Regions from separate parts of the Homo sapiens genome. Here region 1 is linked to region 2. A link is an interaction called in ENCODE POLR2A ChIA-PET data of the cell type or tissue named here. Cell type or tissue: GM12878. All regions are shown on one strand. Links, peaks and the distances in the headings refer to the core of each region. The heading gives the core; the rest is flanking DNA.

Evidence for each region. ChIA-PET counts read pairs that join two places held together with the same protein. Peaks named below come from ENCODE experiments on the same cell type or tissue, not always from the same donor. Only the 100,000 strongest peaks of a DNase experiment are listed, where the experiment ranks them.
Region 1: POLR2A ChIA-PET joins it to region 2 with 10 read pairs; 6 of 35 experiments call an interaction of 5 or more read pairs at or near these places.

The regions. Positions count from the first base shown.
Region 1 is chr2:190,575,555-190,591,060 of GRCh38, forward strand. The region is part of intron 4 of NEMP2-DT (NEMP2 divergent transcript); the gene reads left to right. It also overlaps a transcript of NEMP2 not described here. Among named protein-coding and RNA genes, the nearest start is that of NEMP2-DT, 48 kb to the left of the region's middle. RefSeq lists an enhancer at 7,686-7,855. In GM12878, for the core only: no CTCF peak of the experiment used is centred there; DNase peaks (open chromatin) are centred at 7,817 and 8,517; H3K4me3 peaks cover 813 bases; H3K27ac peaks cover 1,373 bases.
Region 2 is chr2:190,653,271-190,668,776 of GRCh38, forward strand. It overlaps NAB1 (NGFI-A binding protein 1), which reads left to right. Exons shown (of 10, transcript NM_005966.4): 3 at 2,707-2,883; 4 at 5,888-6,725. The coding sequence starts at 5,907. Among named protein-coding and RNA genes, the nearest start is that of NAB1, 12 kb to the left of the region's middle. In GM12878, for the core only: no CTCF peak of the experiment used is centred there; no DNase peak of the experiment used is centred there; H3K27ac peaks cover 188 bases.

The DNA.
Region 1 (15,506 bases), core at 5,616-10,615, 79 kb before region 2:
TTAAATTTGCTCTCACATACAACTCTGGGTTTTAAAGGATATTGCTTGAAGGAAAGGTAGGAGGCCGAGGCAGGCAGATCACTTGAGGTCAGGAGTTCAAGACCAGCCCGGCCAACATGGCGAAGCCTCGTCTCTACTAAAAAATACAAAAATTAGTTGGGCATGGTGGTGCACGCCTGTAATCCCAGCTACTTGGGAGGCTGAGGCAGGAGAGTCCCTTGAACCAGGGAGGCGGAGGTTGCAGTGAGCTGAGATTCTGTCACTGCACTTCAGCCTGGGTGACAAAGCAAGACTCCATCTCAACAAAAAAAAGAAAGAAAGAAAAAGAAAAAAAAAGAAATGAATGGTTAAAAAGAACATTACAGATCATCTGTGAATTTTAGTGACCTATATTCATGAGTACTGTGAAATGTTTCTGGTTTACTTTTTTTTTTTTTTGAGGCAGGGTCTCCCTCTGTCACCCAGGCTGGAATGCACAATCGTGGTTTACTGCAGCCTCAACCTCCTGGGCTCAAGTGATCTTAATACTTCAGCCTCCTGAGTAGCTGGGACCACAGGTGCACACCACCACACCTGGCTTATTTTAAAATTTTTTTTCTAGAGACAGGGTCTCGCTATGCTGCCCAAGCTAGTCTTGAATTTCTGGTCTCAAGCAATCCTTCTGCCTTAGCCTCCCAAAGTGCTGGGATTACAAAAGTGAGCCAGCATGCCCTGCCTGCATTACTTTTTGTAATGTTTATTGCCGTGGAAAATCACTGACAACTTGAATCAGGTTGTATTTGTTACTATGAGACTCTTAAATTATCTGAACCGTATGGTTGGAAACAATGATTTCTAGAACTAGCATCAGCTTTCAAGGTTTGTTGATGGAAGAGAGTACTTAAGCTAATAAATGTAACTTGTTAAATGAAACGGGAAACATCAAAATGCAGCTAAGCATTAAGAAAATGAAAGAGAAAAGTTTCCCTAGGAGAGAAGAAATTAATGAAATGTGTATCTTAATGTATCCCTGAAGATGGTATTTCTGCAACATACTGAATTGAGGGTGAATTTACTAGTTTATGGAGCGGGGTGGGGCGGGGGGGGATCTGGTTCTTTTCTCCACTTGTGCTGTGCTGACTTGTTTCGTATGTGTTTTGGATACATGTGGTGATAGCAACCTGTTAGTCTCTGGTAAAACCCAGTCCAAAGATATGTGAAGCCTGGACACGTGAGGCTGAATAAGGATGTCCTAGAGCCATGAAATACATTAACATTGTTGGGCAGTTATGGCAACGGAAAAACAGTGTTAATATAGGGAGTAAGTAGGCACTTTATAGGCAAAGAGGACATGCCTTTTCTGTATGCAACGAGCTTTGCAAATTCTAACTCCACCCTAATTATAACTGCCTTGTTCTCATGAAGTTCACTGTCAGCAACTGTTTATTCACCAGGTACAATATTATGCATAATACACTGGGCTGAGAACTGTGAGGGATACAATTTGGAAAGACAGGGCCCCTGGTCTTAAGATGCCATTGAAAAGCACAGACTGTGTTCGGGAATCAGTAAGTCCAGTGTGTAGATGACAGCGTTAGTGGGGAAAAATGGAATACAGAGTTGAAAGGTGTATTGGAGCCAGATTGTTAGGTTTTTGAATGCAAAATTTATATGTTAGGATGCTATTATTTGGAAAGTGGGGACTTACTCAATTTTTTTTAACATTAAAAGAAAATAATCAAATCTGTTTCTGGCTATTCACATTTTTTTGGTCCCATTGGTATCTTTTTTTAGATGGTACATTTTCAGTGAACAAAAACAGTATCTATTTCGCTTAATGTCCAGTGCAATGTCATAGATTATGTGTAATATTTAGGTTCACGTAAATAATGGCTGTTCTTAAAAATTCACATGTTCTTATTATGGAATGATTAAAGGACCCTCATTTTTCTTAATATTTATTTAGCTAAACTATCATCCTCCTCACCAAGGAATAACAAGAAAGCTGGGCAACTGTGGCAAATTATTTGCCCAAGAGGATCACTTTTAAACCCTAGTGAAGCTGGGAGCAGTGGCTCACACCTGTAATCCCAGCACTTTGGGAGGCTGAGGCGGGCAGATCACCTGAGGTCAGGAGTTCAAGACCGGCCTGGCCAACATAGTGAAACCCCACCTCTACTAAAAATACAAAAAGCCGGGTGTGATGGCGCATGCCTTTAGTCCCAGCTACTCAGGAGGCTGAGGCAGGAGAATCGCTTGAGCCTGGGAAGTGGAGGTTGCAGTGACCCGAGATTGCACCACTGCACTCCAGCCTGGGTGACAGAGTGAGACTCCATCTTAAAAACAAAAACAAAAACAAAAACAAAAAACTTAGTGAAGCTATCAGGTATTGGAGAGCATGGAAATGCTATAAACCAATACATTCTATATTTTATTGATACAGCATTTTTTCAATGTTTTGTCTACAGACAGATCCCAGGGGATTAACATATATTTAAATTACCTAACTTTCCAGTTGGACATAAACAATCTTATCCTTCTCTTTCATTGTCCTTTATATCTTCTGTGGGGTCTCCTGGGCTTGTGTAACTTGTCATAATGGACAGGATGTGAGGGATGCTACCACAGACAGACACCATATTGTAAATCTGAAGAATGGACAGAGGAAAACTTGCAACAGAATTAGAGGAAAGAAGAAATGATGGTGACTATTGCAAAGCCTGGAATGGTTCCCTTGGGAATTTAAGGAGGGAAAACAAGAGTTTCTGTAGTTTCCAGAAATAGAACTGCCTGCCAGCTTCCTTCCATCCTCCCTCTTAGCCTAGCTGCAGGAGAAGAACAGGCAGGCACATGCAGGCTGATGACTTTCCTGCTTGTGACAGCTCCAGATTACAAATGTGCAGAACAAGATTACAGTGCCAGCATTCCCAGGCCCAGGGAGCAAAGGCAGGTGGGCCGGGATGAGGTGAAGGAATATTAAAATAAAATAAAATAAGTACGGGTGATAATGAAAAGAAGAGGAAGTGTGGGGTAGTATATATGGTGTTAAGATGCTAGGAGAAGACTGAGGGCATGAGACAGAAAGCCCTGTACTGCCTGGGCGTGTATCTGAGAGATATGTGGGTGTGTTTGCAGAGGAAGTTGTGGGGGCATGTGTGTGTGCAGAATGTGTGTTAGGGAGGGGTTTTATTGGTATAGGAGTGGGAGGGTGTGTACAGCAGGGTGTGGAGTGCAGGGGTGGAGGGAAAAAAAAAGCGGAGGGAGGGAGGACTTTTATGGAGTGCCAGGAACACCCATTTCACAAAGGAAAATTGCCAGCTGCCAGCAAGTCAAATCTCCTTTGTGGGAACGGATCAGCTCCCCACAGTGGATTCTGGCCTCTGATCTGACCCCAGGATGTTTGCCAGATATTTGACCCCTGAAGGGAGGGACACAGTTTCTGGATTTTTACCACACCCTGATGCGTGCTCTTTCCCAGGGACTGATGTGTTTGCTTATATATTATCATAGTGTTGGTCACAGGGCAGCATTGTTTGGCAGACAGTCTAGTGAATAGAACTGTAAGTTAGAAATAAATACTTTCCAGTCTTGGTTTGTGTGTGTGTGTCCTTTTTGATGGCCTTTGAAACCCTACGATAGTACTTCTGTGCCTTGGTTCCCAATTTTTCTAGTAACAAGAAAGAAAACATCAGCTAGATAAGGAAATATAGTGTAGAATTAATAACTGCAATGAATACATAATTTTAAAGACACATGGGTGACAGATTTTAATCTAGTATGAGAAATAACTTCTACTAATTAGAATTGTTCAAAACTAGGAGAGGTTAGCATAAAATGTGATATGTGTCATATTATTCTACATATTCAAGTGGAGCGAAGATGACCAGTTGTAGGGTGTTTAGGGGGAATTCCAGCAGCAAATAACAGTATACTTAAGATGCCCGAAGAATTATGCAAAAACTCTGAGATGTTATGATTCTAGGACTATAGTGTGCTTAAGTAATACAGAATTATCTTGAATATTTAAGTGTTATAAATATGAAATAATCAATACACAAAATGACCAAGGAACAAAATGTCCACTGCATGATTAGCACCTTTATTGGGCAACCAAGATGTATGGCATATAAATGCAGAAATAACTTGGGGCCCAAGTCTTCCACAGTAACCCCAAAACAAACTAAATATAGAGAAAGAAGGCTATGTTGTGTAGCAGGGAAAAGTATTCAATAAAAACAGGCTGAAACTCTTATCAGTCGTTCCTGAATAGCCTCTATCTATTTCTATGAGAGATCCAGTCCAACTTAGTGGAGTACTGAAAGAATGCTAGAAGTGTTTTCTTCAGTGATTAAAAACTTTCAGATGTTTGTTGACCACCCAGTTCAGACATATCCCAGGTCTCCGTTTGAGAGATGGTAGAGGAGTCCTCAGAACTTCCTTAGCTTTCCAAAGGCTGTTAAGACTTCTCAACAGTCTTGTTGAGTCTTAGTGTTCTCATTCAGTCTAATGTACTTTGAATCACGTGGGGATCTATTAAAAAGTGATTCTGATTCAGTAGGCCTGGGGCGAGGCCTAAGATTCTGCACTTCTAAGAGAGGCTGATGATGCGTGTCCACAGGCCACTCACAGAAGCAAGGCTGTAGGTGAAAGCAGATAGGAAACTCTAGGTACCCTGGGCAAGGGCAGACAATGCATCAAGGGAATGAGATCAATACTACCCCATCCACAGAATCACAAAATTAAGAGTATAAAAGGAGAGAAGCCTTGTGATGCCATCTAAAAACCATCATTTGGCTCTTTAGTGGCGAATATAAGAGTTCTGTGTGGGCTGGACTGGAGTCTCCTTAGGGTGGTGATAATATGGTCTGTTAGGGTAAATGTCAGGGACTTCTTGGAAATTCCAGGTTCTGCTGTCAAGTAGATAAAGTTTGTTTTGGTCCCGTCTTCCCTGCTGATCTCACACTTCTTAAAACATGACTTTTCCTAAGAGGAAACTGTAATCTTTTCTTTAGGACAGACCTCAACAAATTGCCTTAATTTCCTCTACAGAATCAGATGGGAAGGAATTTAAGGTGTGGCCTTTCCCATGGAAGTCTTTAAGACTCCAAATTTTCAAGACACTACAGGATAAAGCTCTATCAGCAAAATGCCAAACTGTGACAGGTAGAAAAATATTGTGATGGGCGGGTTTGCTTAAATAGCTTTCTGATTCCTCCACAGACTGACATTACCCAGGATAACAGGAGTGGGGAGAAGTGTCAGTGTTGGGAAGGATTGTAAGAAGGGTCTCCATCTCATTCTAACTGATTAGAATTGAGAAGGTTGCAGGATTAAAATATTGGTGCAAAGGAAAGACATTTGAGGACATGGAGTAGCTAAGGTTGTTAACCATTCTCCAAACGCTTATTTATTTTACTTCAATGAATCAGAAATAATTGGATTCCACCCTGTTTCTCTTCTCAGAACAGATAGTAACTAATGTTGTACCATATATTTTAAACTATACTAAGAATATAAGAATTACTTGCTTCAACCATCCACAACTTAGCTCACCAGCAGTGTTGTCCATCTGGAACATAACTAAAAACCAGGAATTATGCAAAAAGTTCCCTGAGTAGGCAAAATAGATGTCATTTTAAATTCATGCACTAAAGCTCATAAGAGCTCAAGGTTTTAGTATTTATATAATCAACATTTCCCACTTAATGGCAGTAATCCATTACTGAAAATCAGATGTTCTACATTTTAAAAGCTGACCAGAAACTATTTCCCATTATTTGGAATGGAAAAAAATATAATGTGTTACACATCAGCTTTAAACCAACAAATTTCTTAAAAAGTAACTAAAACACAGAAAAGTGTGTATATGTAAGTAACGAACTACCATATTATTATGTAAAATGATCAAACCATGTTTGCTGATCATCTAAGGATTGATACAGTTAATAGCTACTTTATATGCTGTGATGTCTCTGTTAGTACCAGTGACAGAAAAACTTACCTTAGTTTATAATGTACACTTTTTAAAGTGCGTGCACATGATTCTGACATTCTACAAATTATATTTCTTTTCTTATGTATTGCTTTGTTAAAAATGTTCTATTGAGTTATAAATATGCAAATATACATTTTTTCCTATAAAAACATAGCCAAAAAATGATATGTTGAGAGATATATATGTTCTATGAAGTTGGGTATTAAAAACCAATAAATATTCTATGGGAAAAATGTTAACTGGGGAGATATTTGCAGTACATGTCTAGTGCCGTGCTGGAGCCCATTTATATTGGTTCCCAAGAGATGACTGTTAAAGTTTTAGGAATTTTGCAATTCCTAAAAAGTCATATTGGTAACTTGAAATTGGCCATGATGGGAGTATTTACACCACAAAAATAGGCAAATGCTATAAATCGGGGATTCCCTCCAACTCCCTGAAAGCTGGTAGTGCGGCATTTACCAGCATTCCACTGAGTGTTCCTATACTTTATCAAATGTAAGAGGTCATAGGTTGCTGGATGGACTGTATCATAGTAAGGATATGCTAGAGGTGTGTTATAATAAAAAATAACCTCCAAACACCAGTGGCTTACACAACAAAAGTTTATTTTATGCTGCAATGAGAGTCAATTGAGGCCTCTGTTCTACTTAGTCACTCGGGAACCATAAGCTGATAGAGGCTCCATTATCTCTATAAGAGGCTTCAGGGTTTACTGTGGTGTGAGCAAAGACATCTGGAATCAAGAGCTAGTTTTTCTATGCTTTGACCCACAAATAACATAATTCATTTTCCACCTGTATCCCTCTGGCCAGAACTCATCACATAGCTCAGCCTACCTATAAGAGCGCCGGGACACATGAGGGAACAGATGGAATATTGGGAGACCACTGATACTCCTTTTACATATACACCATTATTTTATATGCCTCTAAGGAATAAAAACCCACTATCAATTAAACTATGATGTAAGGCTTTCTTAGAATTAGATATTTGGACATAGACCTTAAAAAAATCATTTATCTCTTTTTTGCATACCAAAGAAGGTAAATTAATCAAAATAAATTAGTTGAAGTGTTCTTTAAAACTTCTGCACATTTGAAGAAGGTTGGCTTCTGATTCAGAGTTGCTGGTATGTGCTTTTCTACAGAGCATCAGACTCTGTACGAGCAAGAGCAGGGGTGAGGAAGCATTTCTTAAAAGAGTGCTCTGTGATAGTCTTTAAGACTTTTGTCTAAACCATGGTCACACAGTATGCAAGTTTTAATTCTGGAGCTTTATCGATCATATGAAGATGTTCGTGGAGGTTTTCTAACAATAACAGATCCTCACTTTTTCCTCAATTGGCCTCAGAAGTTCCATTGTTTACAGATTTGCAGCTGTCTGGTCAGGCCCTGACACTAACAGCCAAGTCACTACGTTTTCAGCAAGCTTGTTATTTAATGGACCAAGTTCTCATATAACTAAGAGGCAACTATCTCATGAATGCTGCTTGGCTAGATGTGATTGTGAGAAGTCATAGATTATAAGACCTATCCTGAAGTCAGAGATGTTGAAATGTAAAAATAGAGTGTGTTTTGGAATCTATTAAATGTCATACTTACCTAAGAGGAGCTTGAACTGAAATGCAGCCTTAACGATTTTTAAAAACTTGATGGGCAGAAGGAGAGAGGGCAACCTCTGTGATTTGAAAGTCATAGGTCTTTTTTTTTTTTTTTTAATCCCTAGAGATGACAGCTGGCAATCACTTTTAGGGAAGATTGTTCTTTCATTTTGAGAAAACAATCAGAATGAGTCATTTAGGTATTCAAACATAAATGAAGGCCTTGTTCTGAATTGGTGATTTTCAGCCAGGGTGACTCTGAGTGGCTAACATCTGTATTTTAACTCAACAGATTTTAAACGCCTGTTTTGTAATCTACAGGAATGTATCTCTGCATGTTGCGTCTTCCTTAGATAAATACTGATTGTCTTCAAAGTGTAAATTTGGATTATACTGGGACTTAAAGTATCACATATTCATTTGGAGATTTGTGTATATTCTTACTTAGAAGCAAAATCTGGCGATTTCATGTAGGATGTGCAGGCAAGATTTGCATCTCCTGCTATCAGACAGACCACACAGAAGAGCAGAACTGGACTTGGTAGAGCTCAACCAGGCCTGGACTGTCAATGTCTGAGAGCCACATCAGGTTGAATCATCTACAGTGTATTGATGTTGGACTGTTGTGTTTTCACGCATTGTCCTAATGGGTGCCATGGGACATGTTCATGGTTTTACTGGTCTTGTAATTTTAGGAAAAGTACTAAGATGCTGGTGCCAATAAATGATAAGTGAAGAAGTAGGCCATTCCCTCTTTGGCGCCTGGCCATGGATCTGTGCTTGGAGTTATGGATATCTTTGGCCTGCTTCCAAGTTTGGGTTGATAGGGATGGGAACTAAACAGGCATATCCCTATTGAGGACTGAGAGTGGGTTCCAGCCTCTCTGGGTTCAGGAGTAAGCTAGCAGTAGTAGTACAAAAATGTGCTTCCCCTCTGTTATTCCCCAGCCTTCAGTTAAACTTGTTAAAAGTGCAACTTTGTCTCTGGGGGCTAGAATGAAGTAAGCGAAGGTCTGTTTCACACTGAGATGACATGACAAAGTGGAAAGTAGAATGCTTTCCTCTGAGGTCAAAGAGGTAGGGTGGCAAATTAAGAGTGAAAGGTTTTTTTCTGCAATCACATTCACAATAGGGAATATGGAAGCCTGAAGAACATGGAAGACCAAAAATTTTCTTTGAAGCAAGCATAAACACTGAAAGAAATCAAAGGAAAAATCCACCATAGCTCCCTGGAACCAGGTCATGGTCAAATAGTGCCGCAAATCTCAGCTGATGTCCTGGGTCCTAAGAAATCACTTTCTCCTAAGAAATCATACTCAGTACAATTATGGGTGTTCATCATGATAGCTCCAAGTCCTCAAGAAAATGTTAAGTTTGTCAAACTTGTGTAAGAGCACATAAAAATTCATGCCACTGCTGAGAAAGACTTTTACACAATTTGTTAATATAAAGAAAATATGGCCAGGCATGGTGGCTCATGCTTATAATCCCAGCACTTTGGGAGGCCCAGGCAGGAGGATTACTTGAGGCCAGGAATTTAAGACCAGACTGGGAAACATAGCAAGGCCCTATCTTTGCAAAAAAAATTTTAAAAATTAGCTAAGTGTGGTGGCACACACCTGTGGTCTCAGCTACTTGGGAGGCTGAGGTGGGAGAATAGCTTGAGCCCAGTAGTTCAAGGTTACAGTGAGCTATGATTACACCACTGCTCTCCAGCCTAAGTGACAGAGTAAGACTCAATCCAACAAACAAACAAAAAACAACAATGAAAGAAAGAAAGAAAGAAAGAAAGAAAGAAAGAAAGAAAGAAAGAAAGAAAGAAAGAAAGAAAGAGACATAATGTACTAGCTTAACTTCCAGTCAGTTGGAAAGCTTGGTTACTGTAGATGTTGATATCCCTGAGAAACCTGGATAACCAGAGATTTGCTGTGTTCAGTCCATGGCACAGGCACTGCAGGACATTTTAAAGACAAACATGGTATTTTCCCTGAAAGCATTTGGAAACGTTCCCTGTGTGTTTCTAACAATGCTCTAGCAGCTCATATGAATCTAACAAGGATGAATTTATCTAAATCTTTCTTTATCCTATTTATATTTGTGGACTATGCAACATCTTGAGGATAATGAGTTCCATATGTTTACTACCCACTGTATAAAGTAATGCCATCTTTTATTTATCTTTAAACTACTTACATAGAATTTCAATGGGTGCCCCTGAATTTTAGCATTCCAGGATTTGAATATGTTCTCACTTTAGGGCTGCCTCTAGCCCATACAGGCCTCTATGCAGATAAGAAACAGCACCCACTCTGGGTGCTTAATTTAGAATGGGTGCTCCCTCTTTCGGACAGATACAGCCTTATGCCAGATGCATGGCTCAGTGAGAGGAGCATGGGCTAGATTTCAACCCCAGTCTAGTCCCCCACCCCCATGTCATGCCCTTGGCTAGGTGCCCTTGCAAAGTACAACTGGTACAGCCATATACAGCAGCCAGGCCTCACCATAGAGGTCCTACAAAGAGTATAGAGTTTTGGTCATATCCTCTCTCAGGTATCATCTCCCTAAAGGATCATAGTCTTTCTGTTGATTCCTAATTTCGATCCTATTGATCCTTCTCTGCCTTCCTCGAGATATGGGGCTCAGGCTGAGGAGCAGTCCAGGCACTCTGCATTCTCCTTGGGACCCTCTGGATCCAGCGACAGTCATCAGGCTGTTGGGCTCTAGGGCAGTTACAAAACAGGGGCCAGAGGAACCAGTCAATAATGGATTCCATTTGTAGAGCTTCAAACAAATAACCCAGAGAGGATCATCTTATAATCATAGCTTAGGTTAATGTCCCCTAGACACACCGTTTGCTTATTGCCCACACAGAGAGTTGTTGGAAACTTTTCTATCCCTTGTCTAAGCTTGGTGAGGTTTTTCTTCATTTTCTCTCCATCAGTTCAGAACTGTACCAACTGCCACCTATCAGAATTCGTTCTGTATTCCCCTTTCAAAAACATATTCAATGCCTAAATCATACAATAACTAGCAATAATATAAGGACAATACAACTTTTAAAAAATACTGAAGATCATGATTTTTTTAATAAAGTCTAACCCTATTCTTTTTAGATTCACTCACCCAGCACAGTGTCTGACATGTGATTGATACTCAATGATGAATGAATGGCTAAGTACCCCCGAAGTCAGTTTCGTTTTGGTTTTGTTTTTTGTTTATATATAAACAGTCTGTTGTAAACATTTGCAAGACCTGCATTCTCCTTGTTCTCTCAGTGATCACTGGAACTTGAGTGATACATGGATCATGTATTAGATCCTTTTAGCATGTTGAGTATAGCACTTAGTCATCTAGTGAAATTTAATGTGATTGTCTAACATTCTTTCATCTCAGATCTTTGTCCCCATATTTAAAATACATCAAGTATTTCTAAAACAAAACTTTCAGTTTTGGTTATATCAGTAGATAAAATGTTTACATATTTTTCTTCCTTCTACTATAGTAGAGATTTTCGGGGAGAGAAACATTCAATACCAACCCCAACTAAGAGGTTTTTATCCTAAGCACCATCTCTTCAATGAAGAATTCTGTTACTTCAAATTGTTTAGTTAAAAATGTTTTAAAATTTTATTAGAAAAAATTTTAAACACATAAAAATAGAGTTAAAAATAGTAAAAGGAACTAACAGATACCTATCATCCTGATTCAACAATTATCAATAGCGCTTGAATTTAATCTATTTAAAAAATATATGCCTTGACTTCTATTGTCCCTCCTGAGGTAGAAATTTTCGGGTTCTTTCTCCTCTTGTGAGAATTTTCATTTTCATCTCTTGTGGAAGGTTGAAAATTTATTTATGTAATCACATAAGTTCCCACCACTTCCATGTACATCGTACACACAATGATATGAGATGCTAATTCAATTCCCAGTCACCGGCTGTTCAAGTGCCACTCCCACATTGCTGCTAGATAATTCTCTGTCCTGATCGAGACACTTTTCTGTGGATCTCTCACATTTTTGCACACCCTGTGAGCAAAGCACCAACTTGCTCTTTCTTCCTGTAAAAGGATGTTTGTATAGTGAAGAGCCTTGAAAGCTGGAGCTAGTGTCTCTCTCTGGAGCAAAGGGCAGGCGTACTTACTGACCATTATAAAAGATTCAGTTTCCCTAAGCTCAGGTTCTCCTCCTGTAACCCAAGCTGCTGCAAGGGATGATGTCACCTGACCCTCTGTGCCACCTGTTGGAATTGGGACTTGAGGAACAAAGGCAAAAACACGGATACTCTGGCTATTGCTATTGATGTGAGTAATAAGCCATTCTTCATCGCTGATCTTGGAATCTTGGGTTTTCCATGAAACTATGGCAGGCTAATTTCTTGGTCTGCAAGTAGGGCAAAGGTCAGACTCTTCACAGTTCTTCACAGTTTGGTAATGATGGTGAGATGCTGACAAAGACATGGCTTTCTGGAAGAGGAAAGATGAGTAGTCCACAAGCCTATTAATAGGATTTGGGGACGTTCATAGGACTTAGTAGTGAATTGACCAAATTGTATGGCCAGCTGGGGAATAAATTGTCCTCTACTTTACTGCTATTGCTAGTGAGAAGGAATTGAGAAGGTAATTGTAGGAACTGCAGGTTGAGTATCAGGAAGTAGGCTCCGAAATAGTTGTTCAAATAGTGCGCTGCTTGTTGCTAACTTTGCTCTGGGTGAGGGAACTTCCTCACCAGCCGAGGGGTCAACCTCAAATTTCTCCCACTGTAACAGCCAGCACTAAGATTCCTCTCTTTCAGACAAGTTAGAGACACACATCTACACTGAGCATGAAAGGAGGAAAATCTACCTACCAGTGTGGGCAAAACCCAGACAAATCATTGGAACTTTGGCTGGTTAGCTTAGCAGATGAGGCTTTGGGTAAGTAAAGCTTATTAAGAAAAAATGGCAAAAGTTGGGCTTTTTTATAGCTCAAAACCTCCTGTAATCTCTAACGCAGATCTTAAATCCAGTTGGAGATGGCAGTAGAAAGTCTCAGACATTTTTGCAGTGGGACCTGGTGGCTAAAAGGGAACTTTGGCCTATTTTGGAAGATTTTCCTGAAAAAGAAAAACTCCTGTGGGGAACCAGAGATGAGGCATTGACTAGGATCCAGGCTTTCAATGGCCTAGATTATAAAATGTTGGTGGATGATAATGAGAAAATAATCTCTCAATCTTTCTGTCTCTTTCTCTTTCTTCCCCTGACCTAAGCTAGGTTAAGGAAAAATGATTAGAGATGGGGCCAAGGTCTTCCTGTCCTCAAGGGGAATGAAAGACCATACACATTCATCCCAGTATGGCGGGGAATCTTGGAGAGAGAATCAAACTTTTATGACTCTGTTGAATACAGAACCTACCTAGACCTGTGGGAGGAAAAGGCATGCAAATTCAGTTAGTGGGGTTAGGCAGGGTTCATAGTGGGGAAAGAAAGCTAGCCTGACCTTGTGGATGGGGTCCTTTGGGCCAATTCAATGTGCTGTTACTGCTGCTTCCACATCACAATGTAAGTAGGAATTGATGCTTGTACTTGCCTGTCCCATAACTGCCAGAAAAGAGATTATCCTAATTGAGAAGAGCTGTCCAAAGCCCTCATTATATAGATGACAGCTTGTTGATTGGCAAGTCAGAAGCCTCAGTTTAGTCACCCTTATCAGAGGTGGCTGATAAACTCTGACAAAATTCACGGGCCTGTTGACCAAGAAAAGTTTCTCAGTACTATGTGGTTGGATACATATCACTCAATTTCTTTCGTAGTCAAGGAAAAACTGCTCTCTTTTGATCCCTACTACCAAGTATTAGAGACAGTATGTACCTCACTAGAGAATTCTATTTGAATATCTTTATATGGGCTAACTTTCAAATCAGCATCTTCTGAGTGGGACCCAAATGAATAAGCTGCATTGGAAGCTATCCTGCAAGTTATAACACACTCTGTACTTTGGGGCCCCATCACCCTAATGACCCTTCTGGACTACAAGTCTCTCTGACTGATGATTTTGTTGACTGGAGCCTCTAGCAAAAGGAGGTCATTTCTACCCAGAGATTCCCCCTTGAGGTTTTAGACTCATCACCTCCCTGATGCAGCTACCAGGAATGCCCCTTTTGAAAAAGTGGCTATTAGCTTGCTATGTGCTCTTGTCAACACTGAGTGCCTGACCCTTGGAAGCCTTGTGCCTTTCTGACGTGATATTCCTATTTTGGGGTGAGTCTTTTGGATTCAATGACTGACAAGTGGGGAAGGACCCAATAAGCTTCACTAGTCAAATGTGATGAAAATGTCACATTTAAGAACACAACCAGCATGACTTCAGTAGCATCTAGGCTTTACCAGTAAGATTGGTACCTATTGCTTTGGGGGAATACTCTATCCACACTGCCAACTGAAGCAATGTCACTGGTTCTACAAGGTCTTCAATTCACAGCAGTTTCCCTAGAATCCTGGGCCTGGTTGGTTCAATTAAGCCAAAACCTGGTGGTATTCACTGGGCTGCTGTGGCTGTTCAACCTCAGTGTCAGCAACACAAAACCAAAAATGAAGGAGGTTGCTCCACTCCATGGACAGAACTCAAGCTGTTCTCATGGCTCTGGCCAATGCTATCCTTGAAGAACCCTGTTATATTTTTTACTGATTCGAGCCATTGCCAATGGCCTACCTGTTTGGTCTGCCACTTAGAAACTAAAGACTGGCCAATTCAAATACCCCTATTTAGGGCTGCAAACTGTGGAGATAAATTGTGGCTGCTGAAGGAATTGTCTGGATGAAGCCTATGACAAGAATCCAGTCTCTGATAGAGTACCAGGACTCAGGTTGCTGATTAAGCCTGTTCTGCCCAGATTGCCATCATTGCTGCCTGGGTCCATCACCATAATGGACAAGGAAACACATCCATGGTCACAGACTGGGCACAAAGTAAAGGTCTCTATGCTCCTGATGCAGATGCTATGACTGCATGCCAGACTTGGAACTTCTGCCAAAAGTTGCAACAAAGGGAGGACACATCACATTGGGCATTGACCCACCTGCAATGGCAGATTGACATTTGACTTTTGATTCCCTCTCACGACAGTCCATGGGACCTCACTGCTGTGGACTCTTTTCCAGATTATGGTGTTTTTGTTCCAGTTGATCATCCAATTCTGGCCACACCATTATGGCATTTGAAACTAATCCATGCCATGTTTTGGGCTGTCTAAATGATCTGAAGTCTGACACTAGTGTGCCTTTTATCACAAAAGTCATTCAACAGTGTGCTGATGTTGAAGTTATTTGATGAACCTTCCATGCTCGTCAACTGAGCCATCTGTGGGCATCTGGTATTGTGGAACATTGGAATGGTCTCCTCATTAACATCTCCTATTCTTCTTCCCTCACCTTCTCCTGATCAACACACCTTAGTAAGACAATTGATCATTCAATGCCAGTCTTACTGGGAAGGGATCATTTACTCTCAGTTGCTTCCTGAGTAATGATTAGGAGCAAAGAGGTGAGAGTTATATAGACTTATTTTAAAAATTCAGGACTCTGCCCAAATATTCCTGGGCATGATGTTTTTATTTTTCTCCTAATGGCAACTCCAAGCCAGTCTGGTTGGTTCATCTGCTAACTGTTGTGAGTAATAAAGCCTTTTGTCTTAACCAGATTCTTATTCTTATTTCCTTATTTCTTCTACCAGAATTCATAAAACTATGGCAGGCTAACTTGTTAGCTTGCAAGTAGGGTAAAATATCAGATCTTCATAGTTCTTGGCTATATTCCCACAATGAAGAACAGCCTGGATTATAAAACATGTACAGCACACAGCTGTACAGAATGAGGCTTGCTTTTTACCTTTCTGCCTAGTGTGCCCAAACTGACAGTGATAACTTTGTGACATATGCTCTTATGGACTCAGC
Region 2 (15,506 bases), core at 6,730-11,729:
ATTTCCCATCTCAATCTTTCATTAATGTGCATCAGATCTTGTCTAGATGTTAAGAAGAAAACAATCTGATGGAACTAATTTACCTTTATCTGTAAATGACTCATGAGCTCTTAACTCTTCCCAAGGTTTTTCACATTTTTTGTAAGTCTGTAAGAGGTTGCTATTAACTCAGATAATTTTAAAGTAAAAATTGCAGGCTGTGTTGGGGGAAGGAATTTCTAGTCTTATGCATAAATAAGTCAGGCCTTACTAGGATTTTGCCCGTGGTTTCTTCCCACTCCTGGAAGTGTGTTCATATGTGTATTGCTATATATGTTTGTGTATGTGTATCTAATAATGATTCCCATAGCATGGAGGGGAGAAGATGCAAGAATAGTGATTATAAATCCCTTTGAGTGTATGGATCATTAATGAGATAGATATTTGATGATAACTTACACCGTGTTTAATTTATAGGAACAGAGAAGAAAAAGACCTAGGATCTCATGACTGAACTTGAATTCTTAAAAGGCAGGTGTTGGGGCCGGACTCGTTGCATGATGTATAACACTAACCACTTGTAGTTCCTGTATTGGCAGGAACTTTTGCTTTCTTGGGAGAATAGCCATGTTATAGGAGTGCACCGTATAGCTTTTTAAGAAAGAAGAAGTATTAAGGATGAGAGAATGAAAAGGATTGTAGGTAAAGTAACAGGATGCCCTGTTATTGGATTGGCAATTCATTGAGATACTGGTTTACACAGAAGGCCTCCCCTTTGGAATATGAAAGGTTGCTGATCAGATTCTGACTCAGACATTGGGTTTCATTGCACAGCAACCTTTCCAGAGATGTTATTCATCATTGAAACTTTGCTAGGAATAAATGGGGATAAAAGAGTAATGAAACCTAATTCCTACCCTTGGGGTGCTTATAACCTAACAGTGACTTGTTCTGCAGAGCCAGGCAGGTTGCCTTCCTTGTGCCATGACTCCTTCACAGCTGCACAGCATTTACCACATTGTTTAAGTCTCTGCTTCTTGTCTCTCCTTGCTCTTAACTGACTCTCCATGAAGGACTGTCTTTCCTCTGTTCCCCAGAACTGGCTTAGTTGTTGGTGTTATTTGAATAAGTTCAAAATGTAAGAGAGACAAAGTGTTGCGGGGTTCAGAGAAGGGAGATGACAGCTGCAGCCAGGGGTAGTGGGAAAGACATTTTGGGAAAGGCTGTGAAGGTTGGAGGGAGAGAGGATGCCTGGCACAGGGGCAGGGAAGTGGAAGGCATATTTGAGGAATGCCTAGTGTATCTGCTTGGCACAAGTATATGGGCATGTTAAGGAACAGAGAGAAGGCTGGAAAGATAGGCTTGGGTCTGGGATGCCTATATGAGTAGTTTGGATTTCTTTCTCTGCACTGGTGGAGAAGTTCGCAAATCTGTAAACTTGGCATTGCAGTGTGGGATCTATTGAAGGTGAAGGAGCTTTTTTCAAAATTGGGGCAAGAAGCAATGAACACTAGAATTTGGTGCTTTTGAGGCAGAGAAAGAAGTGGTGGTGTAGCCTAAGGACATGTAGATTTGAGGAAGAAAGAAGAAAAAGCAAAAATGGAATCCAAACTTACTTAAATCCGGGAAACTGAAAGACCAATGGTGCAACTGAAAGAACTAAGAGAGTTGGAAAGAGTAGACTTGGGAATCTGGAAGAAGGGCAGAAAATGAGAGAATGTACTTGATTTTGGACACATCAAATTTGAGGTTTTGACAATGCCCAGGTGGAATGCCAAATTACAGTTCAGAAGAACAGTTTGGGCTGATGGTTCTGAACTTTTCAGGTGTGAGGATAGCTTTTTAAATAAAAACTTGCAAATATTTATGACTACTTTTAGTATTTGTTTTTTGAGAATACATGTAAAGACAAAACAAAAATTCAGCTATACTGTTAAGTGAGTTTTACTGAATAACAGAAGTGTCTATTTACCTTCATTTGCAAAGTAGACGTGTGTGAGAGGCATCTTTTTCACTCAGCAGTTGGTGCTTTGTGTGTATTTGGATTTGAGAACACTTGGAGTGACTCCATGGCTCTTGTCCAAGCTACAAATACAGATTTGGAGGTCATCTGCCTATAGTGATAATTAAAGCCTGGGAATGGGTGAGATCATCAAAAGAAAATTATGGACACACAATAGAAAAGAGATGTAATATAAAAATTTGGAGAATTCTTAGAATATAATAGGTGAAAGAAGGAAAAACAAATAATATAGCATTACCAAAGTAAGGTGAAGAGCATCTCAAGGAGTGATACCATGCAGCAGACAGATTAATGAGAGAGAGGCCCAGAGTTTTGATAGAATGGTGAGCCCAGAAAACAAGCTGGCCTGAGTCAGGTTTGAAGGAATGGTTCTTCTTTTCTCTAGTGACAATTAAAGCCCTCTGTCCTATCAAAAAATCCTCACATCCCAGCTTGGAGACTGTCAGGGAAATTTTGTTTTCCATAGCGAAACAGGAGTTGACCGGTAGTTTTGTGGGCCAGACTAGCTCCCTGCTTCACTTAGCACAGTTGGAATCTGGCAGGTGACTGATGCTACCCTGTAAGGAGCCAAAGTGAATTTTAAAAAAAGTTTTGGAACAAATGATTACCGTTTAAAAGATCAGTGAATAACAACAACAAATGGTCTTAAATTAATGCATTGTTTAATTCCTCTTCCCCTAACATCATTGGGATTCTTTTTATAGGACTGAGCAGGGGGAGGAACATTTAAGCTGATGGAAGTGGAAGTGGAAGTTGCTGTACATTGGCAGCAAGGCCTCCGAGTTAGCTTTTGAATGCAGTTAACTGGTTTCTCTTAACTGTGGAATTCATTGAAAAGTCAGACTCCGAGTGGTCGTTCCAGGATATCTTGAAAAGCCCAGGTAACAGTAGTTTTCAGCTGAGTGGATTTACAATACTCTAAGCTACCTGTATATAACGTGTTAAGGACCCATTTTATATTTACTTCAGATTGGAGAGAGGCAGGTAGAAGCTTTCTTTTGACTTATTTGACCTTCATGTTGAATCATTAATGGTTATAGATTTTATGAAAACAGAAAATCTTGTAAAAGTTTTCTTTCAAATCACATCAAGTTCATGTATGAAGGGGTGGGTGTTTAAATTATCACAGCCGGCTTTGGAAGGAAACTGAAACATTCTCTTAAAGCAAAAGCTTAGGAGGAGAACTCCTTTTCCAGTAGTAAGTGTGGGCCTCTAGAAAGCCTCCAGGGACCGAATTGGTTACTTAGTTATGTTGCATCTGTTATCTTGGCTTTGCAAATGTAGACTTGGTCCTATCAGTCTTTATGGAGATATTATATTCATAACTACTTTCTTACCCATGCAGAGGGCTTTCTCTTAAGAACTAGGGGGTTTCATTTTTTTTTTAAGTGGGTAAAGATGAGAAAGGATAAAACTTGAAAATTATTTTCTAAAATCATTGCCTTATCTCAGAAGAATAAAATATAAGCTTGAGTCTTTTAGTTCTTAAGTTTCTCTTTTGTATTTGTCTAACATATATTTTTTCTTATTGCTCATAAAAAGATTTAAAAGTATTTTTCCAGATTTCCTCATGTAATCTCTGCTCTATTCCATAATGTGAGGAGCACATATGCTGAGTTAATTGATCACCCTGTAAACCTTGCAAAGTTACAGTCCTCTTATTAAAAAAAGATAGTGTGTGTACTACTGAGAAGCCCCATGTCTTGGAGCTTCTGTGTCTTCCACAGTCTATTTTGATCATGTGTATGTATATACACATTACACATGTACTTTTTTTTTCTGTATTGCGTTGAAAGCCTATGGAGGAATTGCACGAGGTGTATGATAGGAAAGTAAATGTCCTTTCTTCCACCTCCAACACTTTATAGCAGCCCTTCTATTTGGTATAGTGTAGTTTAATATAGCTCTAAACTTGGGTCTGTAACTCCTGAGAGCTCTGTTTTTGTGAGTTAGTGCCCAGGTGGATGATAGATTCTCCCTGGAGTGGGAGGACAGGCAGAGCCTCCTTTAGGTGATTTAGAAGATGCAAGAACGTTTTTATCCAGAGGACTGAGGTGGCATGAATGTGAAGGTTGACCTAAAGAATTACCTGGGTCATCACAGTACCTGTAGGAGTTTGTGGTGCCCGGAGGATTTATTAAGTAGGAATCTTGTGCAGTGTGTCATATTTGCCTAATCATGGAAGTCTCCTGAGATGCATCTCAGGCACCTGGGAAACTGTATTTTTCAAAAGCACCCCAGGTGATTTCCTGGGTTTTAGTAGAAGCTACTGGGCCCTAATTCAGCCTTTGTTGTCTTTTGGGAAGTCATCAGGTAACCTGGTTATGCCCATACTAGCCCTTGCAAAGAAAGAGACATAAAATTTGCGGAAGTCAAAACAGATGTGGATGACACAGAGGTTCCAGGAGATGGGACTTCCGGTAGTCAGTGCTTAGAGTGGTAGGGACACCCATTCTCCTGGCTTGGAGTGACTGAGACTAGAATTTTGTGTAGCATTCTGATTGGTGGCATAAAACAAAAGTCCCAAGTTCAGTGACTTCTTGGCTTTCAGGGACGTCCCAGTTAACTATTGCTGCATACTGTCAGAGTTGAGAGTGGGTCTTCCATTTTTCTCTGATGCACATATTCTTTTAGCCTTCTGTTATTTTCTCCATAGAGGGCTACAGGGTACTTTTAATCCTAAGGGTGCATTTGATTACAACAAGTTTATTTGTTTCTCTTAAATGGAAGTACTTGGCCAACTCCTCTTTGTATGTGGGAGGTCTCCAGGCAACTGTGAACAACTTTTAAAGGCTGCTAAGAGGTCAAGAAGTACTTTGCTGAGTCTTGTTCTGTCTCTTTAAAAACAGACTTCTTTGTCTTGCTTGGGCTCAAAAAGTATGTTTCTTCCTTGGCTCTGTCTTAGGCTTTCTGCTGCTGCTTTGGAGTGATCACCCACCCTCCTTATTTTATCCTACAGCCCTCTCCCTGATACGTAGTTAGATTCTAGTCTATTATTTTGCATGCAGGGCCATTCTACATAAGCCTTCTACCCTGTGCCATGTGCGAGTGCCATGTGTTTGAAAGGGAATCCCATCATCCTCATTTTTCTGTGTCTCCAGTGCCTGTTAGAATTCTGAACTCTCAGATGTAATCTCGTAGTCACCTGTAACTCTTCCCTTAAACCACAGAGTGTCAATAAATGGTAACTGTTTTCTTCATCAATAAATGTCAATAAAGAGTAACTTCCTTCCTCACTTAGATCTAAGTGATCACCAAGTCTTGTCAGTTACTTGTTTGACTTTTCTCTACCTCTTCTTTCTTGATTCCTAAATTAACACCTTCTATTTCTCACCTCCAATTCATACTGAAATCTATCTTCCTCTGCCTGCCAGACTCATCTTGCTCATTTTTTCTCTATAAAATGGGAATAACTGTACCTGTGTCACAGGGCCATTGTGAGAATTAGACATACGTAATGTAAAGTGTTTATTGTATTGCCTGGCACAAAGTAAGTATTCAGCAAATGGTTAGCATACTCTGCTTCTTACCTCCTGCTAAATTTGACTATCTTTCACTCCACCTGCGTCCAAACCTTGGCAGTAGCAAAGTATATAGCCAAAAATACGGGACATGGAACCTTTGGTTTGATCCTTGGTTTGAACCTCCAGATTCCTGCTTACCATTTATTCTCTTTTGGGAAAGTACGTCAGTTTAGTTACTGACCTATAAGGTTTTTAGGAGTTCAGAATGAGATAAAGTATGTAGAGAGAATGCTGCCTTCACAGGCAGTCACGATGCAGATGCTTCTCGTTTTTGTTCTTAAAACCTGTAGTGTAACCTATTTGGTGTAAGGAGTTTGAAGCAAGTATGATGAGTTTTTACTTTTTTTTTTTTTTTTGGCAGGTTAAACCCATCCAGAGTAATGGCTGCGGCCTTACCCAGGACCCTGGGGGAGTTGCAGCTGTATAGAATATTACAAAAAGCCAATCTACTTTCTTATTTTGATGCCTTTATCCAACAAGGTGGTGATGATGTCCAGCAACTCTGTGAAGCAGGAGAAGAGGAGTTTTTGGAAATCATGGCACTCGTGGGCATGGCTAGCAAGCCCCTTCATGTTAGAAGGCTGCAGAAGGCTTTGAGAGACTGGGTCACAAACCCTGGGCTTTTCAATCAGCCACTGACTTCCCTTCCTGTCAGTAGCATACCCATCTATAAATTACCAGAGGGATCACCAACATGGCTGGGAATATCCTGCAGTAGTTATGAAAGGAGTAGCAATGCCCGGGAACCTCATTTAAAAATCCCCAAATGTGCTGCCACCACCTGTGTGCAGAGCTTGGGACAGGGGAAGTCAGATGTGGTTGGGAGCCTAGCACTGCAGAGTGTTGGTGAGTCCAGACTCTGGCAAGGCCACCATGCCACTGAGAGCGAGCACAGCCTCTCCCCAGCAGACCTGGGCTCCCCCGCGTCCCCAAAGGAGAGCAGTGAGGCGCTGGATGCTGCTGCTGCGCTCTCTGTGGCTGAGTGTGTGGAGCGGATGGCCCCCACACTGCCAAAAAGTGACTTGAATGAAGTGAAAGAGCTGCTAAAAACCAACAAGAAGTTGGCCAAAATGATTGGTCACATCTTTGAGATGAACGATGATGATCCACACAAAGAGGAGGAAATTCGGAAATACAGTGCAATATATGGCAGATTTGACTCAAAGAGGAAGGATGGGAAACATCTCACACTTCATGAGGTACAAAGCCCGCGTTGTTCCTTCTGTGTGTGTATGTGGCATGTTGCTAGTCGTTAGAGATAAATTTGGTAATAGTTTGCCACAAATGTGATACACTACCTGAAAGCAGTATTAAAAACATTGAGGTGTTAGCAACATGTAGCACTTTTGTGAAAATAGACCATATTTATTGTGTTCAGGGTATATTTGTATTGAACTTGAACATGTTTGAGCTTTGGAACTACAGTACGAGGTGACTTTTAGAAAAATGTCAGAATTTAAGCAGTGAAAGCGTAAAGTCTTTGCATTTGTAAGGCTGTTTGTTTTTTAATTAAAAAATAAAACTAGGTTTTAAATATAACTTTTAAAAAACATTTTTGTAGGCTTTTTTTAAAGAAAAAATTTCATAAAAATAGCAAGAACTTAAAGCAATTCTCAGCTAGCATAGAAAACAGTTAGATGAATGTTGGAAGAATTCTCACTTTGAACATTGTTTTGGTTTGATGTTTGGCATTAAACATTTTTATTTTATCTTTATAGTACTCTAGACATAGTCTGCTTAAGTTCATGTGTGTGTATATGTGTGTATAGATATAACATTTTGTCCATATAACATTATACTTCACGTGTGTGTATAAACTTTGGCATTTACTCCTTTTCTTGTCTATCTGGTCAACACATATCTTTAAAACTCAGCCAAGAATAAGCTTGTGTTTTCTGTAATCTTTTCCTTCAAGTAGAATGACCGTTCCTTTCCATTTTTATCCCTACATATACTTTTGTCACAATAACTTTAACTTCTTATTGTACTTATTTGTATACTGGTCTGTGCTTCACAGTATACTCTGGGTTTCTTCAAGGCAGAGATAATGTCTCCTTCATCTTTATATCCCCAGAGTCAAATGTACACAATAAGTGCTTGGAAAATAAATGCGTTTTCAAAAGTTAAAAAGACTATGTCATAGCTAATTTTTTTTTTTTTTTTGAGATGGGGGTCTCACTCTGTCACGCAAGCTAGAGTGCAGTGGGTGCAGCCTGGACCTCCAGGGTTCAAGCAGTCCTCCCTGCTCAGCCTCTTGAGTAGCTTGGACAACAGGTGTGTGCCACCACACCAAGTTAATTTTTTAAGTTTTTCATAGAGATGGGAGTTTCTCCATTGTTGCCCAGGCTGGTCTCAAGCTCCTGGGCTCAACTGATAGAACTGTCTTGTCCTCCCAAAGTGCTGGAATTACAGGTATGAGCCACTGTACCTAGCCTGATCTTTTTAAATAAATGATTTTAGACATGAATGTTGGAGCTTGAGATCAGATAATTGGTTAGCAGAATTACTTAAGTCATAGCCAGCCTGTGACTTGATCTATTTTGGGAGTATCCTTTGAACCAGTAGAGGAATCCACTAAAAGGGCTATATGGCTGTCATTAGTAGAAAAACAAAAGGCAAAATGTGTTGGCAATTTTAGTTTCATGCTTTAACCTAGTTTTCTTATAATTTTTAAAACATAGCAGATGAAATACAAAGTTGAGTCGAAATACATGTGTTTTTTATCAAAGTAAAAGTATTTCTAAAAGATTAACAAACCTAGTTAACCTGACTTAAAAAAAAATCATACCCTACTTTTAAAAAATGTAAAAAGAATTATTTTACACTTAGCTTTTGCTAAGGGGCTCTTTGCCTCTTTAGATAAGTAGGTACATATGATATTTAAGTGATGAGACCATGAATTTCACAAAATAAGGAAATACTCAAAATGAATGCCAGTAGGCTGAAATGTGGGGGTGGGGGCTTTGGAAGTTGTGGCTTGTGTTTTTGAAACTTAACTTAGGCCTTCTTGTTACTTGTACTCCAGTATGTGAATCTGGTCCAATAATATAGTTTAGGATAAATGTTTGTGAATCAGGAAGCTTTCTTAAAACTAGTAACTATCCAAGATCTTGGAAGAAATTACAGAATCCTGGGGGAATTGAAAGAAGGTACTATTAGGTATATCTTTTAGGTATTATGAGAATTTTGTATTTTTTCTCCTGATTATTTAAAATTAGCAGAAGTTTTTTTAGTTCTAAGTTCCTGAGATTAAAGAATGTTGCTAGTTTGTACTCAATTTCCACATAAGGAATACATGACTTACTCTTAATTCATTGTTGGCTTAATCTCACTGTTCTGAGGATTTTCTTCATATAAATTGTGTGGATACTGTTCTCTTAATCTTTCAAGACATAGAGCTGTATGTAGGTCACTGGTGGATGAAATTCAGGAAGCTATCTATACCTGTAAGTTTTTTTCAACTGTTCAAGTACATAAGATTATTTTTCTTGTAAGAAGAAGAAAATATTTGTTTATATATTTATAATAACATAATTTGTTTCCAAATGTACACCGTAAAGAATTATGGAATGACTTATTGTTAAGCCCCTCTTTTTTTTTTTTTTAAGCTAAAGAATCAGCAATAGTCCTACAGCCTGGCTAAGTACAGTCTGTTTTATAGGTGTCAGATTGTGAAGAGAGTGAGGGCTGAAGCTTAGAACCACACACCTTGCTGGTGTTCGGCAGGTGCCAAGGGACAAACCCAGAGGCGATATCAGAAAAAAGCCAGCAGGCAATGTTGCATCTATCATAAGGGGTGTTAATAGATAGTAGGTGGTAAACTAGGCAAGCAGTGTACCCCTAATGTTAAATCAGTGAATGGATGAGGAGAGAGCAACTAAAACTTGGGAACAGCAAGGCAATAGAGAATGTAGAAACTTGTAATACTCAGAAATGTAAGCAGGTAGATAATTTGGCATTACAGAATATTTGTCAGCAGATAGCAGCTTCCAGTCAAAGAGCTCTAGAAAGATAGGAAGGAGAAGAGGAGAATGTAGTCAGCGGGTAACTGTAAGCTGAGCAGAAGAAACTCTGCAGGAATTGGGGTGCTGAGCAGGTTACCAAGATAAGGACCCAGGCCTATAGAATAAACAGTGATGCCAAGCTTAGGTCAGTTTCCATTATAGTGCTGAGAAGTCAAGGCTGAGTGTTTCAGAGGAGGCCAGCAATTTCACCTTTGAGAGAGGAGGAATGCTGAATCTGAGAACCGCATAAACGTGGTCACATTATTAAGTTAGCTTGTTTTATTCTGAACTCTCAATCTCAGAATTCATAGATTTCAGCATCTAACACTTGAAATGCTGGACTTTTCCTTCTGATGATTTTTAAAAATGAATTATGGTAGTCTATTTCTTGAGTCAATTTTGGTAAGTTACATTTTTCTAAGAATATCCATTTCATCTGAGTTTTCAAACTTAGTGGCGTAAAGTTATTTATAGTTTTTTAAGACCTAATATTGACCTAATATTGATTGTACACTTATCTCTCCTTAGCTCCTGACCAACCTTGCCAAAGGTTTGCCAATTTTATTCTTTTTTAGAGATCTGCAAACTAGGGTCTGTGTGCCCAGTCTCACTCACCTCCTGTTTTTATAAATAAATTTTTATTGGCACACAGCTGGGCCTATTTATTTATGTACTGTTTGTGGCTGATTTTGAGCTACAATGGTGAGTTAAGTAGTTGTGACACAGGCTGTTTGGCCCGTAAAGCCTAAAATATTTACTCTCTGGCCTTTTACAGAAAAAGCTTGCCAACCTCTGATCTTTTTGAAGAAGCCACTCTGGGCTTAGTTGCTATTCTTGCTTGTGCTGTACACGTGTATATATTTGTCTCCTCTCTTAGTTATTTTATTGTTCTTATCTAACTTAATTTGGGTGCTTAGTTCATTAATTTTTAGTCATTCTTTTTCTAATATGAGCAATTAAAGTATAAATTTTCACTATGTATTGATTCAGTGTTATTCCCAAAGTTTTGTTATGAGGTTATTTTATTATTTTTCAATTTTAATTATTTTTATGATTTCTGACCATGTGTTATTTAAAAGTGTTTCTTTATTTCCAAATATGAGTAATTTTTTTTCCTTATTTTTCCTAATGATTTCTGACTTAATTACATTGAGGGCAAGAGAACATGGTTTGTGTGATGCCAACCCTTTAAAATTTGTTGAGAGTTTAGTTATGATTCATTTTGTGGTCTGTGTTTTTTACGTTTGGAAACGATATCTTAAGCAGTTGTTAGTAGAGTGTTCTATATGTGTCTGTTCTAACAAGCTTATTAATTCTGTCATTCAAATCTTATATTCTTAACTATTATTTTGTCTGCTTGCTCTGTCAGTAAAAAGAGTTGTGTACTAAAATTTTACTGATTGTAGTGTTGTCTGTTTCTCTTTGTATTACGCAGTAATCTTATTAACCTTTAATAATGTATTTTGCTTTAGAAAGCTATTTTCTTTAATGTTGATATAAATACATGAGCTCTCTTTTTGTTAGTCATTGCCTATTACATCTTTATATCTTTTTTTTTTTTGGAGACAGGGTTCACTTTGTCACCCTAGCTGGAATGCAGTGGTGAGATCACAGCTTACTGTATCCTCGACCTCCCAGGCTTAGGTGATTCTCCCACTCAGCCTCCTGGGTAGCTGGGACCACAGGCATGTGCCACCACACCTAGCTAATTTCTTTCTTTTCTTTTTTCCTTCCTTCCTTCCTTCCTTCCTTCCTTCCTTTCTTCCTCTCTTTCTTTCTTCTTTCCTTTTTTTTTTTTTTTTTTTTTTTTTTTTGTAGGGACAGGGTTTCCACGTTGCCCAGGCTGGTCTCAAACTCCTGGGCTCAAGCGATCTATCTGCTTCAGCCTCCCCAAGTGTTGGGATTACAGACGTGAGCCACCACACCTGGTCTATTCCTTATTATATCTTTATATCATCCTTTTATTTTCAGCCTTTCTGAATCCATGTTTTATATATATCTTTTATAAATACTGATCAGTTGGATTTTAAAGAACCCAGTCAGACATGCTTTGTTTTTTAACTGGAATATTTGGTCCATGTACATTTATTATATGACTAATATTTTGGATTTTTTTCCATTATTTTATTTGTATCTCCCCTCTAGCCCTGATATACTTTCTGTACAGATTTATCATCTGGGATTAGCTTCCTTCTATCGAAAGCTCTTTTAGGATTTTCTTAATGAAGGCCTACTGGTGGCAAACTCTGTCCTTCCCTACCTACTGGAAAATATCTTTATTTTGCCCTCATTTTTAATTACTATTTATTTGGGGTATTAAATTCTATAATGTTAGTGGTTTTCCCTTAGTAATTAAAGATACCTTTGTGTAAATTAGCGGGGCGTGGTGGCGGGCACCTGTAGTCCTAGCTACTCGGGAGGCTGAGGCAGGAGAATGGCGTGAACCTGGGAGGCGGAGCTTGCAGTGAGCCAAGATCATGCCACTGCACTCCAGCCTGGGCGACAGAGCAAGACTCCATCTCAAAAAAAAAAAAAAAGTTAGTGGTTATTCTGCTATTTATTGTGTACTTTTAAAATCTTGTTTCTGTCCAATTCTCCTCTCCTGATTCTCAAGTTTCGTGGTTATTTTTACTGTACTGCTTTTTAGTCGTATTTTCAAATCCCTTTGTTTCTTCAAATGAAGTCTTTGAGGGTCTGATTTTGCTGTCTGTTGTTTCTACTAGTGTTCACTTTTGTTGCCTTGTTTCTTTTGATGTTTTATGATTTATGTGAATTCATATTTCTTGGAACTTTAACTGTGAGAACATTTGGAGTCCCGGGAAGAAAGTGAATTCCCTAGAGGTTATTTGCTTTTTCTTTTTACTGGGCATCTGGGGACATTACAAATCTAAGACCCTATGAAAATAAATTCTCAGCCCACTTAGTGTGAATTATGGTTGATTGGGGGTTATGAAATCTTAAGAGAGTATCTTCTGTTCTCTCCCAGTCATTACTAGGGTTCAAGACAGATAATTTTCTTTGCATTCTCCTGGGGGTACAGACGTATTTCTAATTCAGCCTTACATTGGGTGTGTGTGGTGAGGTTTCAGCTTTATGGAGGAGGCATCTTAGACTCTTCAATTCTGATGGGCTGTGGGCTTTGCCTCTTTTTTCCTTCCCATTCTCCTCAACCCCATGAGGCCATGAAGATTGAAACTCAAGCTCATCAAGTTTAGCGACTGTCCCTAACTTAAACTTCTTTGAGGTACTGTACTCATTAATTTTGGCCTCAATGTCCTTATTCTCATCAGCTCATTGAGCATTTAAAAGATGATCCCCTCCCTATTTTATTTAACATTTTTAGTTTTTTTTTTCTGAGAGGGGCCAGTAATGGTACCTAGCCCTCCCAGTGCTGGAAATGAAAGTCCTGATTGCCTTTTGAGCCTCCCTATCACACAGTTGTTCACAGTGTTTTTGTGCCAACAGTACTTAAAGTCACAATCATTTAATTGTTGGAGATTATAATTTTAACAACCTGTAAAGAAAGTTTTTTTAGGAATCAGTAAACCACTCTTCTTAAGGATAAAGATAACTGTAGTAAGTCCAGTTTTTAAGTCCGGTTATAAAAGATAGCTAACTTTAAGAGGCCGGGCATGGTGGCTCACGCCTGTAATCCCAGCACTTTGGGAGGCCAAGGTGGGTGGATTGCTTGAGGTCAGGAGTTCGAGACCAGCCTGGCCAACATGATGAAACCCCGTCTGTACTAAAAATACAAAAAAATTGGCTGGGCATGGTGGCACATGCCTGTAGTCCCAGTAACTTGGGAGGCTGAGACAGGAGAATCGCTTGAACCCGGGGCGCTGAGGTTGCGCCACTGCATTCCAGCCTGGGAGACAGAGTGAGACTCCATCTCAAAAAAAAAAGAAAAAGGAAGCGAACTTTAAGAAATCTTTCACATAAAGATATGGTGGAATTTTGGTATTTTGGGCCACAAAAAGAGGAAATGGAGGAAATAAGTAAACCAGTAAGGGAGAATATCTTGTTACTTTATCCTTTTAACAAAATTAGAGTATTGGCATTCAGAAAAAGCTAACAGTGCTGCTGCAAGTGACGGGAATATTTTCATATTTTCCCAACTGCTTGGGAATATTTTCATTTTTCTTTTGTAATTATATCATGATAGTTATTGATGTGTTCATTATTAGCAGCTAGGGAGCATGAAATCTAGGTAACTCTGACAGAACACGTGTTTTTAAGGGAGAGGCTTCATGAATCAGCTTTTTATTACAACTTGGGGGTGAGCTAGAGTTACTTCTCCAGCCTCAGTTTTTTACCAGGTTCCCTGAGGGCCTGGAGTTTAGTCTACTTTTTTGGTTTGTGGGAGCCTGAATTCAGTGACAATGAATGCATTATGTTTATTTTTCTTGGTTTCTGGAAAGGTAAGAGAAGGAATACTAGAATATTGTTTTCAGTTTATGTTGAAAAGTTATTTTCTGTGTTTGTGCATAAGCTAGTACCTCTGAAATGTTGTCAGTTAAAACATCTTACTGAAAATCAGAGGTTTCCTTAGTAATTTAGATTTATTAATATGAAAAATAAATCGCTACATAAAAAGCTATTTGAGAATCCTCTTCAAGGTCATTTAGCTACTGCCATGCTGAAACTGATTTATTTTGAATATCATTATTTAAAGTATACATTTCACTTTTAACTCCAATAACATTGTGCCTTTCAAAGGCACTTAGGGGAGGAATTTATCTATTGATGACTCTTTAGGAGGAGTGGAGAAGGCTGAAAATAAATTCTTCCTTCAATTATGCTTTCATATTCAGCTATGGGTTTAAAATAGGAGACCTGGGTTTATTATTATAACTTGCTGTCAGTGGCCAAATTAATTGTCTCAGAACAAATTAATATAAATTACAGTTATAAATTTGGGGAGGAGGATGTTAAATATCTATATCATACCATGTACCATAACACATTCTAGATGGTTTAAATACTTAGGTGGGAAAAGTAAAACGATTAGACTAAATTATGGAACATTTATATATTATTAGAGTAGGAAGAGATTTTCTTTGCCTGTCACCCAAGGCATAGAAACTGTATGGCTAATGACAAACTTAAAAAAAAATCCCATTACATATGATGAAGAGTTAATGCTGTTAATAAAGAATTCCTGAAGTTCTAAGAACATGAAACATTGTAATGAGTCAAAGATGTAAGAAAAACCTTTAGTTTCATAGTCAAAGGGATGCAAATTACAACCAAATGCTGTTTTAGAAATATAAAATTGGTAAAGTTTTAAAAAGATAATAACTAGTGTTGGTCAAGATTGTAGGAAATGGACTCATCATGTAATTATTGACAGCATTATGATTTAGAGAAACTTTTCTGAGGGTAGTTAGGTGGAATGTATAAATTTCTTAAAATTTTAGTATACCCTGTGACCTAACTGGTCTATTTGTAGGAATTTATTGCAAAGAAATAATTGGATATGTGTGCAAAGGTACACATTTAAGAATCTCTTATGCAGCTTTTTTTTAAATAGTCTATGGAAAACTGGAGGTAGTTTGATGTCCAGAGTGAAGGTAGTTTAAATAATATATGGTTGTTTTCTACAATGGAATATTGTATGTGTGGGTAGTAAAAGTGATATTATAAAGGATTTTTCAATTCATTCGTCAGTCAACAGATATATATTGAACTTCCAGCCCATGCCAGATGCTAATGTAAACAAGCCACGTCTCTGCCTTAATACATCGGTAGAAATGAAAAATATAGCATATGTAACTGAAAAAAGTAGATTACAAATTTGTATGTACATATATACTTAATGTTTATATGTACACTGAAATATTGGAATAATGTATATTAGAATATTGTCATTCTGGATGGAATGATTGCATGCTATTTATTTTTGTTTTCAAAAATTTTAAGTAAGAAAAATTATTCTAAATAAAGATGAGATGCCTGGGTAGGGAGAAAGGGTGACTA